Linked DNA regions of Homo sapiens: region 1 is linked to region 2. The links are chromatin contacts, found by Hi-C or POLR2A ChIA-PET in ENCODE. All regions are on one chromosome and are shown on one strand. The core of a region is the stretch at or near the end of the contact, and the rest is flanking DNA. Distances in the headings are between cores, read along the strand shown.

Region 1 (5,320 bases), core at 1,028-3,527, 1.4 Mb before region 2:
CAAGGTCTGGGAATCTGCATTTTCAACACGTGCTCTGGGAGATTGAGATATCTAGACTTCCCTTTGAGCTCCCCAGTACCTAGCCCCTGTGAGAGCCATGGTTTTTCTGTCATAAACCTTTCCTCTGTCAGACTGGGGATCAAACACTGCCTTTCAAAGCCTTTGGGACAGCAGTCCACTGTTTCAAGGCAGGAAAAAATAAAGGGAATGAGAGATTATGCAAAGGAAACTATTTATTGATTTCCTTTAATGTGTGTGTGGAAACACGCAAATGCTGAGGGTCGTTTGAGTGGGGAAAAGAAATTCATCAGCCAGTGATGGCTTGAAAGACACCCCCTTTAAAACCTTCTAACCTTTGTGCTGATGTTCTCTGATGTTATAGTCACTGAACAACCTTCTGATTTGTAATGGGATTCCACTAAGGAGGAAAAACAAACAAACAAACTAGTTGCCCTAAGTAACACAGTCCTCCTGGTAGCTGTGCCTTTTATCATCAATTTAATATATTGATTTTTTGCTTTCCAAGTCTCCCAAAGCCTGTTATTCAGAAGAACTAGGTCACAAGATTTGATCATCCATCAGTGAACTAACTTAAGCTTTAGGGTTGGGTAAGGTAATGAATCAGACCCTGCAACTGAGCCAGAATTACCACGAGGACAGTAACCCTATGGCTAAGTCGTTGTCACATTAGGGGTAACTAGACACTTGCTTACCCACACATTCTTGGCCACATCCCTCCCAATAGGGCAAGATTAGAAATCATGACTAAGTTATCAGGCTGCAGCCTTACTTACCTGGAGCCCAATGCCTGCTCAAGCATAACTAGGTCTTGACATGGTGAGATCAGCCAGGTTGGGGAAAGAAGTTTTGAAGCAAATAGGGCAGTCTGCAGGGCCCTGGCCCCAGTGCTGGCAGGGATATTCCCAGGGACAGGAAAAAACTACAAGCAACTGGCCCCACAATCTCCCACATAACAAGCTGTGAGAAGTCAGACAGATTTGTCTGTTCAGTTCAAAGCATCCTCCTTCCTCGTCCCATCTCCTAATCTCGCCCCATCCTATCAGCTAAAAGAAAAAGGCAAATGCCTGAGGCCTTCTAGAGGCCTTTCTGTACTCACTTTGTAACCTATGTGGTTCCACATTGTTCTTTGAACCGTAACTACCCAGGGGCCTGCTGGCATCCATCTAAGCCTATCTCTAGCTGGGATTCCCTGGCTCCCTACATGGTTAGAAAGAAAGTCACCTCTTGCCCTCTTAAGGACCTCACTGAGGCACAGACTACAATGGAGACACCAGGTGGCCAGAGTGGCAGGCAAGAGCCCATGTTGCCTTACAGGGAAATCTGAGCACGCATGCCTTGTCCAGGGTGAGAGGAACGAGGGCCCTCTGCTTCCCTCAAAGAGGGGATAGGGGAAATAAAGTGAGCATTTGGGCTGAGGAGACCAAGAGGCCAAGTCTTGAGGTAAATTGGGCTCAGGTCAGCTAAGAAGGATATACAAAGCATACCTCAGCCAGGAATTACAGTTTTGGGGTTTTTCCCCCCAAGATTCTCGTGCGTTAGCCTCCCAAGTAGCTGGGATTACAGGCACTCGTTACCATGCCCGGCTAATTTTTGTATTTTAGTAGAGAGCGGGGTTTCACCATGTTTCCCAGGCTGGTCTCAAACTCCTGACCTGAAGCGATCCGCCCACCTTGGCCTCCCAAAGTGCTGGGATTACAGGCCTGAACCACCACGCCCGGCCAGGATTTGTAGTTCAGGAATTGCAGTTTAAAAAGAACAGGAAGAGGATTCTGTCAACCGGTTCAGAGGATACGAGAGAGGGGGCTAAAGAGTGACGAGGAAAATAGCAGGAAGGGTTGGGCTCGTGCACCGACGGGGCCCAGGGGAGTGAGGGGACAAAAGTGTGAAGCGGACACAGAGTCACCGGGCCAGGTGAGGCCCATGGGTCAGTGGGGCAGAAGGGGAAGGAAAGAGCCCGAGAATGGGGAGAGATTCAGGGCAATGCAGAGAGACACGGCAGGAAACCCAGCCAAGGCTCGAGAGAAGTTGGGGATTTGTGGGAGGAGAGGGGTGGCCGCGGATTGGCCATCGCGAAGAGAGGCCGCGCCCCCTAGCGTCCCTCCGGGATGAGCCAGAACCCTGCCCGGGCGACCCTGAAGCTCTCCAAGGACCGCCCCGCCCAGCGCGGAGTGCAGGCGCCGGATTCCCTTCTGTCGCGCGGCCTTATAGTTCCGGCTGTGGCGCGCGGACGGAAAGTTTATGCCGACGGAAAGTTTATGCCGACGGACTGTGTCCGGCGATGGGCACGGGGTGAGTGGGGAGGCCGAGGGCCCGGGACTGCCTTTCGCTGCTTGTTGGGGTTACAGGTGAAGGGGTTATGGGTGAAGAACAACCCAGGGCCAGCGCTTGGCCTTCCCGCCACCGTGGCGGCCGCCCCGCGCTGTCTGTGAGGCGCCAGTTCCGGGGCGCTGCTCCCGGCCTCCCCTCGCTCTGAGGCTCGGGGTCCCCAGCTCCGCGTAAACTGCACGATTTCGCCCTCTGCTCAGCTCCCCTCTGCCCCCTCTTTCCAAGAGAGACTTCCAGATCCCACATTTTCTTGACTGATTTTTAAGGTAAAAATACATCTCCCAGATGTGATTTTCAGTCTGGACTTTTAGAGATGAAATTATATCTGAGAACTGGGGAGGGACTCCCGGAGGCTGACGGGAAAGCCAAAGAGCAGGTGAGGCACTAGAAATTCAGGTAGAATCCTGCTTTGAGAGCGAGACTGCTGAGAATCAGTTCTTTATGAATGAGCTAATTATCACCTTCAGGGAAGAATTACAAACGTCTAGCTGATGGACACTTGGTATTCAAGGCCAAATAGGTGGCTAGGGCCTATTTCTCAGACTGTTCCTGAGAAAGAAGAGCCCTAGTTGTTTGAACAGTACACGTGGGAAGGGGGTGGGGGTGGGAGACTTGGGGGCTCAGAATCCACCCAAGTGAGGAATACATAGTGTTGTGCTCACAAAATTGGTAGACTGTGGTGGGCAGGGATTCCCCCCCACCCAAGACGGAGTCTCGCTCTGTCGCCCAGGCTGAAGAGCAGTGGCGCGATCTCGGCTCACTGCAACCTCTGCCTCCTGGGTTCAAGCAATTCTCCTATTTCAGCCTCCCAAGTACTAGAACCACAGGCGCACGCCACCACATCTGGCTAATTTTTGTATTTTTAGTAGAGATGGGGTTTCACCATGTTGGTCAGACTGGTCTCGAACTCCTGACCTCGGGTGATCTGCCCGCCTCAGCCTCCCAAAGTGCTGGGATTAAAGGCGTGCCTGGCCTTTTTTTTTTTTAATCAGGCCTATACTGCTTGAGTGAACTATCCTTCAGGAACTTTCAGTTCCCTCCTTTACTCCAACCTGAGTACTAAATTGATCTCCCACGACTTTGTAACTGTTAATGAGGTGCATTTGGGAGTCGACACAAATGCATCACTTGGGAGAAAGAGCCAGCTCCAGAGGTGTCTTCAGAGAAGGCAAGACTGCCAGCTGTCATCACTGTCAACAGCAGATTTCACGGGCTGAAAGTGCTTTTTTGTATTTGATCTAAGTCTGTGTAAACTGTTTCCTCCCATTCTCCTAAGAGGTGAGGGCAGTACTCCTCATGATCCTCAACTTGTAAAAAGGCCTCCCTGCATGAATGGGACTACCACAGGAGCTGGGCAGACGTGAGGGAGTCCCCCATATGTCTGCTTGAATGAGGAGAAGAGGAAATGTGTTTCTGGTGTCCAGAGTTAACATTTATAATGTATTTTGCTAAATAATATATGGTATATCTGGTGATTTAGGGGTAGTTCATCAGTTGTTATCAAATTGTTGGGCACCTACTATGTGCCAGTTACTGTGATAAGTTTTGAGGAGACATCATGGGCAAAATGTGGCATGGTCCCTGCCCTTAGTGAGCGTATGTTATGGTCTAATATAGTGTAGTTGAACCAATATTGTGCAGGACCTCACTTTTTTTTTTTCAGTCGGGCCTATACTGCTTGAGTGAACCATCCTTCAGGAACTTTCAGTTTCTTCTTTTACGCCTATGCTTACAACCTGAGTTGTAAACATTGTTTCCATGAACCAGTGTATTCTGAGTTCGAAACAGCCTACTTACAAATGGAATTTTGGCTGGGCGCGGTGGCTCACGCCTGTAATCCCAGCACTTTGGGAGGCAGAGGCAGGTGGATCACGAGGTCAGAAGTTCGAGACCAGCCTGGCCAATGTCGAGGTCAGAAGTTCGAGACCAGCCTGGCCAATGTGGTGAAACCCCATCTCTACTAAAAATACAAAAATTAGCCGAGTGTGGTGACACGCGCCTGTAGTCCTGGCTACTCGCGCCTGTAGTCCCGGCTACTCGGGAGGCTGAGGCAGGAGAATGGCGTGAACCCGGGAGGCGGTGCTTGCAGTGAGCGGAGATCGCGCCACTGCACTCCAGCCTGGGCGACAGATGTCGCAAGACTCCGTCTCAAAAACAAAAAAGAACAAATGGAATTTTAGAATATGACACATTTGCAGCTGGGCACCATCCTTAAACAAGTAATCTGGCTACTGTTAAATGTTTTGAAGTTAATCCCAAAAAAGAAAGTTGTGAACATTAAATTTCTAACCTGTTTATATCCACCTAATCTCTCTAATTGTATATTTGCATTATGATTTTTATGAAGTTGTAAGCAGTGTATAATACAGTTCTGGGGCCTGCTTTTCTCAGTTACTAATGCTTTCTATAAGTATTTCTGATATCTGTAGTACATATGTCATTTATTTATAGTTTTATGATATTTCATCATGTCAGTAGCCTACAGTTTGCTTAATAATAGAGTAGCAGCAGGCTATATACCCATGAGCAGGTCTGTGTATCTGTAAACTTTTTTATTTTTGAGCACCAAAATGTTTTCTTTATGCTAATTCTCAATCCATAATTTTGAATAACTCCATTTGTACATTTTGACTTTTCTACCCAATTTCATGAGATAATTCCAGCTGTATAAATTTTTTTTTTTTTTTTTTTTTTTTTGAGATGGAGCCTTCGTCTGTCACCCAGGCTGGAAGGCTGGAGTGCAGTGGCACGATCTCGGCTCACTACAACTTCCACCTCCTGTGTTCAAGGGATCTTCGTGCCTCAGCCTCCCAAGTAGCCACCATGCCTGGCTGATTTTTGTATTTTTAGTAGAGACAGGGTTTCACCATATTGGCCAGGCTGGTCTCGAACTCCTGACCTCAAGAGATCCGCCCACCTGGGCCTCTCAAAGTGTTGGGATTACAGGCATGAGCCACTGTGCCCGACCTTACAT
Region 2 (5,653 bases), core at 2,477-4,976:
TCAGTACAGGTGAGACATTTTCAGTTCATGAGCTCCAGACCAAATCCCAGGCCAGCCCTTGCACCAAAAGCCTTTTTTAGAAGGCTTATCAGTCTATTAGGAATGTCTCAGGAAAGATGAGCCATTTCTTTGGGGAGAAATATATTTACAGATGGAAGTGTGTGACTGCGTGTCTGTGTGTGTGTGTGGTGTGTGTGCGCACGTGAGTGCGTGTGTTCATCTATGTGCATTTCACTTCCATAAAGACCCAGCCCAAGCTGCTGGGAACCATGTGTTCCTGAGTATTCTCAGAGGTTAAACAAGTGACAAGTGAGCTTCTGAAATTAGTGTCTCAGCAAGCTGGCTTTAGGAATGAGCCCCATTTTATCAAGCAGAGAAAAAAAATAACAGCAGAAAAGATAAAGATAAACCAAAAATATATACCCCCCAATGGAAAATAATGTTGATTCAGCAATTCCCATAGGATGTATTACATGCTCTAATTTATTATATTATTATTTATCTGTCTTTGATCTTTGCCCATTGTACTCTTAAAAAGATGTTGGGATGTTGATTGCGATTTTTAAACAACTAGATAATGTATAAATCAGCAGTGGAAATCAGTTTTAATGTGTGGATGTGTCTGATTATTGTTAAATGCCTCTTTTTTTACTTTTTTTTTTTTTAGATGTATAATGTTTCATAAACCCTGGCACTGGTCACAAAGCTCAGCTGTGAAAATGAAATTTGTAGTATTTTTAAACATGAATGTCAATTTCAAGTGTATTTGAAATGGTTCCTCCAGGAGAGATATTTGTGCACCATTAGGAAAATCTTCTCTGCAGAGGAAGTAGCCTTCTTTGGAGAAAATGGAAAATGGGTTCTGATATGTGATCTCAGAGTAGCCCATTTCCTAGGGCACCATGGAAAACACAAATGTGATCTTTAAGTATACCTCTTCCCCAGTTTGGGGAGGAAAGGACTCAGTTTGCACCCTTTTTGTATGTAAAATAAAATGTCTTACCTTTCTTGGCTACTTCTGCTTGTTTGGTTGGTTGATTGGTTTGTCTGTTTTTAATCTCCCTCGGCTCATTTGTAATTAACAATCTAGCTAGGACTAACTTTGATGCGATTCAAGACTCCTGTGAACAAAAATAATTTGGCATTCTTGTTTCATTCCTTGGATTAAATATTGTCTTCTCCTGTGAGTCACTTCAAAAATAAATACTGCTGTCTCTCTTCGAGTGCTGAAGAAGAAAATTATTTTTTAATTAAAAAAATAAATATTGGCCAGGCGCAGTGGCTCTCACCTGTAATCCCAGCAACTCCGGGAGGCCAAGGCGGGTGGATCATTTGAGGTCAGGAGTTCGAGGCCAGCCTGGCCAACATGGTGAAACCCTGTCACTACTAAAAATACAAAATTAGTTGGGCGTGGTGGTGCACACCTGTAATCCCAGCTACTCAGGAGGCTGAGGCAGGCCAATTGCTTGAATCCAGGAGGTGGAGTTTGCAATGAGCCAAGATCGCACCACTGTACTCCAGCATGGACGTCAGAGCAAGACTCCGTCTCAAATAAATAAATATTCCTGGAAGAATTTGGACATTATCACTCATACGTTAGTTCCTGGGTCCCTGTTGTTCTCAGGTGGTAGAACACAGGAAATCAGGATCTGCTCTGTGGAACAACTTTAGTAGCTTTATAATTCTCCTCTACAAATGCGGAATATGTGTCCAGACAGAAGATAGAACTATGATGAGCAATGTAAAACCATACTGCATATGTAGCCAACAGAACAACTGTCAATCTGGGCATGATTGACTCCTTCCAGTTTGTTACTACTCTTTAATTACTTTTTCACAGGCAGGTAGCAGTGGAAGAATCATGAGAGAAAAGTTTCACATTGAGAGCATTTTATCCATCAACCTGATTTCTTTTGAAAGTGGGAGTGGGAGAAAGGCTGCTGTGATGCCATTTTAGCCTTAGCTCCTCATGTGCAGGAGGCTACTTGGGTTTTTTGAGTGTTTCTTTGTTTTTGAGACAGGGTGGAGTGCAGTTTCACGATCACAGTACACTGCAGCCTTGACCTTCTGGGCTCAGGTGATTCCCCCACCTCAGCCTCTGGGGTAGCTGCGACTACAGATGCGCACCACCACGCCCTGCTAATTTTTGTATTTTTTGTAGAGACAGGTTTCACCATGTTGCCCAGGCTCAAACTCCTGGACTCAAGTCATCTGCCTGCCACAGCCTCTCAAAGTGCTGGGATTACAGGTATGAGCTACTGTGCCCAGCTGGAGGCTACTTTGAAAACATGATTTAGTAAACATTTTTCTCTGGCTATGGCAGCCTGAGACCAGTGAGTGAAGAAAGAGGCTTAACAAAATAGGAGAAAAAAAAAAAAAAGGGATGAGAGATGGATCTGGAAGATCATCTTTGTCAGTATAACAATGTTTAAAACTTCCTCCTGATTGGGGTTGTCTGAATTGAGGTGCAAGGATGGGAAATAAGAGAACTGTCTTGAAGCTCTACAACCTGTGTAAGGCCGCTGTAATGAACAACAAAGTTAATGCCAGTGGCCTTGCATAACTTCAGTCTCAGGTCAGCGCCTCATGAAGACTACATTGCATAATTTATGTAAATGGAGCCCTGCCTATAATCTGTGCTGTGACGACCTGGAATTTCTACGAAGTTAATCGTTGAAAATTAGTTTTAAAGACGTTTTAACGCCATAGGTCCAAATTTTGGAAGTTTGTGTTTTGGTTTGTTTTGGTGTGTAAGACTCCCAGTACCAAAGTATCTATGTTGTAGATTGGGACAACACTAAGTGTGTGAAGACCTAAAATAGCCCTGTGGGGACATCTAGTAACTATTCCTGACCTCCGGAAAAAGGCATTGTATCCTCAGGCCGTGGCATAAATTATTTCTCATGTCAGTGCGGATGTGAAGCTATCCCAACCAGGACTTGTTGGGCACTCAGTACTGCCGCGCTGTGAGGGAGCTGTGGACAGAGTAAATGCAACACAGTCCCTTCCGCAGAAAAAAAAAAAAATGTAGTCTATTGGGGGAAAAGGTAAAGGAAGTTAAGAACAGCGTATACAATAAGATGTCCATTGATATACACAACAGTAAGCACAGCAAGATTACAGAAGGGAGAGAAAAATGGGTAGTAACTTGACGGCCTCAGTAAAAAAGGAAGTGGGTTGTGCAGCAAGTTTTGCAAGACAAGTGGAGGAGCCGTACAAGGCCACGCTCGGTAAGGATAAATGTCCCTGAAGTGTTTGGAAGCCACAACGTTTAGAGCCAATTTGGCGGTGACAAACACTTGACTGGCCCAAAACAGTGACAAGCTTCCCGTGCCCCTTGTCCAGGCCCACGTATTTGCTAACCTCAAGCGCCAGCTACCGCAGGCCAGTGGAACAGCGCTCCGGGCGGGGCGGGCCGCGGAGCATGCCGGGGCTTGTGGTCTTCTCGGAGCCCGGGCCCGTGCTCTGCGAGGCCGCCTTCCGCCGGTGGCCTTCCTGTGGGCGGGAGAGGGCGGCCGGGAGCCCAATGAGGGAGCAATAACGTGGCAACCACCCACGAGCCCGCGTCGGTGCCCGCCCCGCAGGGGGACCTACTATCCGGCGCCGAGCCGGAGGGGGGAAACGGCGCCCGCCGCCCGCCCGGAGCCCGCGAGCAACCCCAGTCCCCCCCACCCGCGCGTGGCGGCGCCGGCTCCCTAGCCACCGCGGCCCCACCCTCTTCCGGCCTCAGCTGTCCGGGCTGCTTTCGCCTCCGCCTGTGGATGCTGCGCCTCTCCGAACGCAACATGAAGGTGCTCCTTGCCGCCGCCCTCATCGCGGGGTCCGTCTTCTTCCTGCTGCTGCCGGGACCTTCTGCGGCCGATGAGAAGAAGAAGGGGCCCAAAGTCACCGTCAAGGTCCGGTGGAGTCCGCGGCATTTACGGTGCCGGAGCTCGGGCCCGGGCGGCCTTGGCTTGGCCTTGGCTCAGCCCCTCCTCCCTCGGCTTCTGTCTGTGGCCTCGTGGCGTCTGGGCCGTCCTGCCCATTCAGTCCAGGGAACGACCCGGACCCACCCCGACACCCCCAGCCCCTGCCCTGACCCAGGGAGTTAGTTGGATCCCCGGATACCCATCTGGGGCCGACACTGGCAGTCTCAGAGCAGGCTTTTTGCAAACACCCCTCAGTGCTGGGGAGATGGTGAAAGATCACGCCTGCCGGATTCCGAATCCTTTCTCTCCTTAAGCCAAATTTTAGCCACTTCCAATTACAAAGCACAGTATGTATACTTCAAACTTAAGTGGTGAACTTAGGCTCCGCTCCTTATGGGTTTTCTAATGTTAATTTTTAGAATCTGGGTCCATTAGCTGTTTAGAGCAAATATTGTTATCCTGTAGTCCAAGGAGGGTATAGATAAGCATGTTTTCCAAGAAAAGGGTCTGGAGCTTTCATTAGATTCTCATAGGATTTTTACCGTCACCAAAATCAGATTCAGAACCACTTCTCTAAAAATATGGCTCTATTCTCTCTCCCATCCTCAGGTTAGCTTCTTGTACCTTCCCTCCCCTAGCAACGCCCCTTTAAAGAAGCTAAGTTGGAAATGGTCTCTTTCCTCAGGTGTATTTTGACCTACGAATTGGAGATGAAGATGTAGGCCGGGTGATCTTTGGTCTCTTCGGAAAGACTGTTCCAAAAACAGTGGATAATTTTGTGGCCTTAGCTACAGGAGAGGTAAGTGGCTGGAGCAGGGGTAGTCAACTCACATGAAGTGAAATTGGCACTGGGGATGGCAGCAAACTGACCTGCAGAGTTCAGCCGATCTGTAGCGTGGACCTCACTGAGCACCGACTGCCTGTTGCCCTGGGAACACAGTATTGCCCTTTCTTAAGAGTAATGGGGCCCTGACCAGGCACAGTGGCTCACACTTAAAATCCCAGCACTTTTGGAGGCCAAAGTAGGAGGATTGCTTGAGCCCAGGAGTTCAAGGCCAACCTGAGCAACATAGCAAGACCCTGTCTCTACCCCCGCAAATTTTTTTTTTTTTTTGAGACGGAGTTTCACTCTTGTCGCCTGGGCTGGAGTGCAGTGGTGCGGCCTCAGCTCACTGCAACCTCCGCCTCCCGGGTTTAAGTGATTCTCCTGCCTCAGCCTCCTGAGTAGCTGGGATTACAGGCATGCGCCACCACGCTTGGCTAATTTTGTATTTTTAGTAGTGACAGGGTTTCACCATGTTGGCCAGGCTGAACTCGAACTCCTGACCTCTGGTGATCCGCCTGCCTTGGCCTCCCAAAGTGCTGGGATTAGAGGTGTGAGCCACTATGCCCGGCCAAAAAAAATTTTTTTTAATTAGCTGGGTGTGACGGGGTGCACCTGTGGTCCCAGCTACAGCTACTCAGGAGGCTGAAGTGAAATGGAGGTTGCAGTGAGCCATGTTCATGCCACTGCACTCCAGCCTGAGCAATAGAGTGAGACCCTGTCTCAAAAAAAAAATAAATTAATTAAAAATAAAAGGCCGGGCGCAGTAACTCATGCCTGTAGTCCCAGCACTTTGGGAGGCTGAGGCGGGTAGATCACCTGAGGTCAGGAGTTCGAGACCAGCCTGGCCAACATGGCGAAATCCTGTCTCTACTAAAAATACAAAAAATTAGCCAGGTGTAGTGGTAGGCGCCTGTAATTC

Evidence for each region. A loop is a pair of places that touch in the nucleus more often than their neighbours do. ChIA-PET counts read pairs that join two places held with the same protein, here RNA polymerase II (POLR2A). Pooled maps may share reads with other maps.
Region 1: a loop to region 2 is called in a map of tibial artery, with 20 times the contacts of the local background. The contact joins the promoter of INTS14 here to the promoter of PPIB in region 2. A Hi-C loop is called at or near these places in 1 of 168 maps with a recorded cell type or tissue (tibial artery) and 8 of 50 pooled maps. POLR2A ChIA-PET finds 5 or more read pairs at or near these places in 1 of 52 experiments (activated naive CD4-positive, alpha-beta T cell).

Annotation. Positions count from the first base shown.
Region 1 is chr15:65,608,088-65,613,407 of GRCh38, reverse strand. INTS14 (integrator complex subunit 14) reads left to right here and starts at 2,277. Exons shown (of 12, transcript NM_001394796.1): 1 at 2,277-2,310. It also overlaps a transcript of SLC24A1 not described here. RefSeq lists an enhancer at 2,200-2,359.
Region 2 is chr15:64,161,095-64,166,747 of GRCh38, reverse strand. It overlaps PPIB (peptidylprolyl isomerase B), which reads left to right and starts at 3,726. Exons shown (of 5, transcript NM_000942.5): 1 at 3,726-3,896; 2 at 4,594-4,707. The coding sequence starts at 3,762. It overlaps CSNK1G1 (casein kinase 1 gamma 1), which reads left to right. Exons shown (of 12, transcript NM_022048.5): 12 at 1-1,223. RefSeq lists enhancers at 3,212-3,261, 3,368-3,868, 3,812-4,061, 3,869-4,369, 4,603-5,167 and a silencer at 3,402-3,761.